Linked DNA regions of Homo sapiens: region 1 is linked to region 2. The links are chromatin contacts, found by Hi-C or POLR2A ChIA-PET in ENCODE. All regions are on one chromosome and are shown on one strand. The core of a region is the stretch at or near the end of the contact, and the rest is flanking DNA. Distances in the headings are between cores, read along the strand shown.

Region 1 (2,776 bases), core at 22-2,521, 48 kb before region 2:
TCAGACCATTGAGGTCTGTTAAGAGCCACCATCTGAGCCCTAGGGCTCCCTCCATGGGGGGCAGGCAGAGGGGCCTCAAATCCTTGGTGGCCGTATTCATGAACCGAAGTGACCTGCTCAACAAGGACATGCCTATGTGGGTCTGAAAATACCGGCAAGCTAACAGAGCTCATGAGAACCACAGTGCCAGAGCCTGCGAGGTGAATTTCATTAGCACCCTCTGTGCTGGCCTGACCTTAGCTGGAGCACTGCGCTCTGTTCAAAACAACATGCTTTTTGTGGTTTTTTTTTTTTTTTGGTTGGTTAGTTTCGTTTTTTTAGAGATGGAGTCTCACTCTGTCGCGTAGGCTAGAGTACAGTGGCGTGATCACAGCTCACTGCAGCCTTGATCTCCCAGGCTCAAGAGCCTTGATCTCCCAGGCTCAAGCGATCTTCCCACCTCAGCCTCCCAAGTAGGTGGCCCATGTCTTCACGCCTGGCTTTTTTTTTTTTTTTGGTGAGAATCAGTAATTTTTTTTTTTTTTTTTAACTAGAGATGGGGTCTTGTCATCTTGCCCAGGCTGATCTCAAACTCCTGGACCCAACTGATGCTCCTCCCTCAGCCTCCACTTTGAGATTACAGGCGTGAGCCACTGCACCTGGACAAAGACATAATGTTTTAAGAAGAACTTGGGTAAATGGAAATGTTTCCAGAGGATACAGGCCAAGCTGTCAAAAGGTCTTAAATCCATGTCTTAGGAGAAATGACTGAAAGAACTAAGGGTATTTGGCTTGCGGCAAAGAATATAGGTTAGATGGGGATTGGAAGTGCGTTAACTTCTTGAAATACTGCCTAGTGGAGTCTACCCGGGAGGCAGATAGAAACTTAGCAAAAGGAAATACTTTCCAACAGGGAGCCCTGTCCCTCCTGGAATGGAATAGGACTTTCCTCTGCCTCACATACTTGGTTTTGCAGGAAGGAATAAATTGCAGACAGGATCCAAGCTCTATCTAAGAAAGGAACAAATAAATGACAATGACCACTTCCCTAGGGTTTGGGGAGACTGGGTGATGCCTTGTGGGTCAGGGCAGGGGAGTACAGGCTGGACTTGGGCCCCTGCAGCCTCTATCTCCTTCACAAAGGAGTCTGCTCTGTCTGCCTGGGTCTGCAGCTGTCAAACTCCTCCCTCTCCACTTCACAACCCTCTGATGTGGTGTTGCACAAGCAGGGGGGGAGCCAGGTTGGGTGAAGAGAGAGGAAGCTGGCGGCCCTGGGAGGCTGGGCTGCAGCTCCCTTGGAGGACAAGCTAAGCTGTCATGGGCCAGGCTGGAGGGGTGGGGAGGGGAAGATGGCTCACTGGTGAGTCATGGTGGCCATTGTCTGCTCCTGCTCCCTCTGGGGGAGGGCGACTGAAAGAGACAAGCCCTCTGGCCAGCTGGGCCTGTGAGGGCAGGTTTTCCACTCTTGTCCTCACAGCTCTGAGAGCAGCTGGGGTTTGGCTCCCTTACCCTGATTTCCCATCATGCAGCAAGGCAGGGCTGGTGGCTGACATTAGATGGATGTTGAGGGGAGGGTGTCCAACCCCGCTCACACCTTGCTAAGGGGCTCAGGATGGTCACACAGTGGATCCTAAAGGCCCAGGCTGGGGGAGAAGCTGTCCTGCCCTGTCTGGCATGGCAGACGATGCAGGCAGGCGTGCCCCTCTCTAGTGATCACACTGAACCTGAGCGGCACACCTTCCCCACCGCACCCTTCCTAAACCTCCTTCCAAACCTGCTCCCATCTAGCAGGCCTGTCCAGCACCCCACCCTCCCTCAGGGCCCCAGGGGAGCCTGCAGAGAGTGAGGTCACTCTGGATTGGTGCCTGGAGGCACCACCCTTGCCCCTCACCACAACCTGGTCTGGTCCGAGTGGCAGGGCCTCCATCCTGCCCCCTGTGAAGCCCAAGTTTGGGTCCCTGATAACTCCTAAGGCTGACGTCACAGAAGCACAGAATGACAGACTGTCAGGGTTATTGTATGTTGGGGAAACTGAGGTTCACAGAGGTCAGACACATGCAGCAGGGGTGCCCAGTCTGCAGTGGGCAGGTGGGGAAGGGAAGACTCCCTGGTGGGGGACTGCTGTGCTCCCAGGCCCTAGCAGGCCTCCAACTTGGGGACAGTCTGAGTTTGGGGCCACCTTACAGTTCCCCTGCCGCTGCCTCCGTTGCTGCTTCATTCTCGTTTGGGCAGAACAAAGGTGTTCCAGAGCTCAGGGGGTGAGGTGAGGAAAAGAGCTACCTTGTGTGGGCGGCTGTGTGGCTTTGGAGTCGACAGATGTAGGTTAGAGCCCGCATTCCTCAACCTTCTGGTGGCTGGACCCTGAGAGTTGCCTAGATCTCATTTCCCATCTGTGAAGTGACAGTAATAAGCATCTTACAATGCAAAATGCTTTGCATATGTCGTCTCATGTATCTTTGAAGAGGGACAGAATATGCCACACCAAAATATGCCATTTCAGCATAAGGGTTACTCTCACTTGAAAAACAGCTGATACAAAAGACAAACTCTGACCTCCTCCCTTTTCTCCCTGTCCCCGGGGGGAAAGAAACGTTTTTGTCACCAGAGATGAGGAGTTGAGGCTGAGGCAAATTTGTACAAAAGGATAAAATACCTCTTACCTTCCTTAGCGTCCCTAATCATCCTTTTCCACAGTCGCCTCTTTCTTTCCTTCTTTCTTTCTCTTCCTTTCTTTCTTTCTCTCTCTCTCTTTCTTTCTTTCCCTTCCTTCTTTCTTTCTTTCTTTCTTTCTTTCTTC
Region 2 (2,931 bases), core at 302-2,801:
ATTTTGCAGATGAAGAAACGGAGGCACAGCATAGCTAAGTGGCTCATCCAAGCCACACAGAGAAACCCCCGACTTCTAATTGAATTTACCTTCATGGGCCCATACACTGATTTCAAGACTTAAGATTTAAAGTAGATAGGGTATTTGCATGTGTCCCAGAATAGTATCAGAGGCAGGCGCCAAACAAAAATGCCTGGGTCAAGGGTTGTTAGGTCCCCTGAACTGCTGTTGTGACCTGCCCATCCCATGTTATGGGACAAGACCCTCAACTATAAAGTCTTTACTTCCCACCTCCCTGAGCTGTCCTGCAGCTGAAGGAAACCTAGGGAAAGTGACCAGGAGACCCCAGGACCTTTGTCCCAGCAGACCGAGGAATCTATTAAAGTCTGAGGCAGGCAGGAGGGAAATAACAAAAAGGAAGTCAAAGAACAAGGTGCAGAGAGAGGAGATTACTCCAAATGAAGGGGTTTTTCCTCACTGATAAGGTGCGAGGCGGGAACAGCAAAGTGACGCAAGGGCTGGGCCGCTTCTGCATGTGGGTGTCAGGGAGGAGATGGTTAAGGAGTTTTGACATAACACAGTAAGTGTTTTAAAAAAAAAAAACTCAGCACATACACATAACCAGCTACAAGTTTCAGAAGTGAGGAAAACCATGGTGACTAGCTTAAGGGAACTTAGCCGCCAACGCAGCAGAAAGCACCACCTGCTCTGACTAACAGGTTCCAGCTCCTAAAATGTCACTTGCTTTTCCACATTGACTTTTGCTTTTCCCTGGCTGCCAGAAACCATTTTGGTGGCCAAATGAAGCCATGCATTAGAGAGCTGAGATGCTTCAGAGTTAGAGGTGGCAAACAAACAGGGCTTTCATGATCTGTAAGACCGAAGCAAGAAGTGCCGTCCCCAGAACTGGCCATAAGGTAGTCAGAAAGGAGAGCCTCCCAGGGTGAGGTGCCCCGGGGAAGGAAGTGAGGGGAGTTGGCTGTCCCTCCCCTGGAACTATCTGAAAGGGCAGGAAGAGCCCCATCTCCTTGGGTGGCACTGTCCTTTCAGGAAAAAAGGGAGGACTAGATGGCTTCTGAAAGATCCTTCCTGAGAAGGCTGTGGTTTCTGAACAGTTGGGCTTCATCCGTCTTTCTCCCTGGGTGTGGGTCCCCCAAAGGGGAAGTTTGCTCCAAAATCTGCAAACACAGCTGCATGAATACAAAACTAAAATGCCTTGGGGTACAGTGTCATTGGCACCATCTGGTTAAAAATGACCAAAAGTGGTTTCTAATTTTTACAGGTACGTGTGTTCTCAACAAATCCCAGGAAAGCTTAAAGTCACACTAATCTATAGCTAATTATCCCACCTGGCAGCTGACTGCATAGCCCTTCCTCCTACCTGGGTTTGAAACTCCTTCCGCCCTACCAACAGTTTGGCTGTGAGGGTTCAGTGGGGTGACTGGGTCACCCTGAGCCTTTGCCAGCCTAGGTCGCCAACATTCCTCTATTTATAGGGTCTCTATGGAAACAGGGCCAGCATTAGAGAACTAATCACTGTAAAAACCCACAGAGTTCTACTCTTAGGATCCAAAGTGGATTGAAGAAGTCTCCAATTGCCCTTAAGAAGCTCTGGGTGGGGAGCCTGAGTGGGAGCAGGAGAGGAACCATTACCCCAGGTTTGGCGCTGATGATCACAGTGGTGTACAGTAGGCAGCTGCAACTGTTCAGGCCCACTTGGAGTTTCTACTGGAAACCCAGTGATGAAAGATTTTTGGAATCATTTATTTATTCCCCAGCCTCACAGATGAAATTTTAAAAAAAAAACTCAACTCATGGGCACACGGGCAAAAAATTCCCCCATTCTCAATTTTATTTTGATTCCTCTTTCCTTTATTGCTTAGAGAATTCAGCCTGGAGCCAAAGCAAGTGGGAAAAGGTCACCTCATCCACCATGTCTTTAGGCAGAACTGATTCAGCACACACCAACATAGAAGACTTTTATTAAAGTTCCCAGCATGGCGTGCCCTCTCTCTGCCTCTTTGCATCCTACCCATCCTTCACCACCTCGCCACTCCATAAAGCCCTCTCTGATCACACCAGTCTGCAGCGATCTCGCCCTGCTCTGAACACATAAGCGCTCATTATCTGCACCACTCATTTTGCAATTAATCGTGTACTGCCTTGTGACATCGCTTCTAGTGCTTTGTCTGACTGTTATCCAACTTCTCACCTGCTGACGGATGGAACCCTTGATGACAATATGAGTGACTGGACAGCAGGAGCTACAGCTCCTACATCTCTGTGTCCCTAACATTACCTGGCAGAGGCCTCAACACCAACATGGAAGACAGCTAGGTAAATTATTTGTTCATTTATTTTCTGAGCAGCCACTATCCAAGTCTCTACAAATCCATCTTACAAAGGTGATTTTAATCCTTAGATGACTACCTTTTCCAAAGACATAACCTTTCACAAAGATTTCAAATGCTCCAACAGCCTTTTCTTGTGTCTAACTCAGATTTCTCCTGCTGCAGTTTAAACCCTCTTCTCACTCTATTATCTTAGTAACCGCCAAGATTGAGTTGGCTTGGAAGGAGATGAACACAGACCAAGGAGCCAGAATGTATGTGATGTCTTCACAAATGGCTTAGGGAGGGCTTGGGAGGGGGCTCATGTCCTTACAGCCAGATTTGTTTTCCCTGGTGGACATCACTCAGTTAACCTGGCTGGAATAAGGAAGCCTTTAGTCATTTGGTTTAAAAATAACTGTTCTTTTTTTTTTTTTTTTTTTGAGACAGAGTCCTGCTGTGTCGCCTAGGCTGGAGTGTAATGGCGTGATCTCCGTTCACTGCAACCTTTGCCTGCCGGGTTCAAGCAAATCTCCTGCCTCAGCCTCCCGAGCAGCTAGGACTATACGGGCACACCACCATGCCTGGCTAATTTTTTGTA

Evidence for each region. A loop is a pair of places that touch in the nucleus more often than their neighbours do. ChIA-PET counts read pairs that join two places held with the same protein, here RNA polymerase II (POLR2A). Pooled maps may share reads with other maps.
Region 1: a loop to region 2 is called in a pooled map, with 4 times the contacts of the local background. The contact joins the enhancer-like site here to the promoter of TMCC2-AS1 in region 2. A Hi-C loop is called at or near these places in 5 of 168 maps with a recorded cell type or tissue (CD4-positive, alpha-beta memory T cell, CD8-positive, alpha-beta T cell, OCI-LY7 and 1 more), 1 of 37 single-sample maps with no recorded cell type and 10 of 50 pooled maps. POLR2A ChIA-PET finds 5 or more read pairs at or near these places in 23 of 52 experiments (AG04450, B cell, CD4-positive, alpha-beta T cell and 18 more).

What each region holds. Positions count from the first base shown.
Region 1 is chr1:205,283,431-205,286,206 of GRCh38, reverse strand. No RefSeq gene overlaps it. Among named protein-coding and RNA genes, the nearest start is that of NUAK2, 37 kb to the left of the region's middle. RefSeq lists an enhancer at 1,610-1,709. Within about 2 kb of position 1,271, at least 27 of the 41 ENCODE cell types and tissues checked have a DNase peak (open chromatin) inside an H3K27ac peak, as active enhancers do; they include B cell, CD4-positive, alpha-beta T cell, CD8-positive, alpha-beta T cell and 1 more, where a contact is called at or near this core.
Region 2 is chr1:205,235,911-205,238,841 of GRCh38, reverse strand. TMCC2-AS1 (TMCC2 antisense RNA 1) reads left to right here and starts at 1,551. Exons shown (of 3, transcript NR_183258.1): 1 at 1,551-1,658; 2 at 1,884-2,337. All of the region lies in intron 1 of TMCC2 (transmembrane and coiled-coil domain family 2), which reads right to left.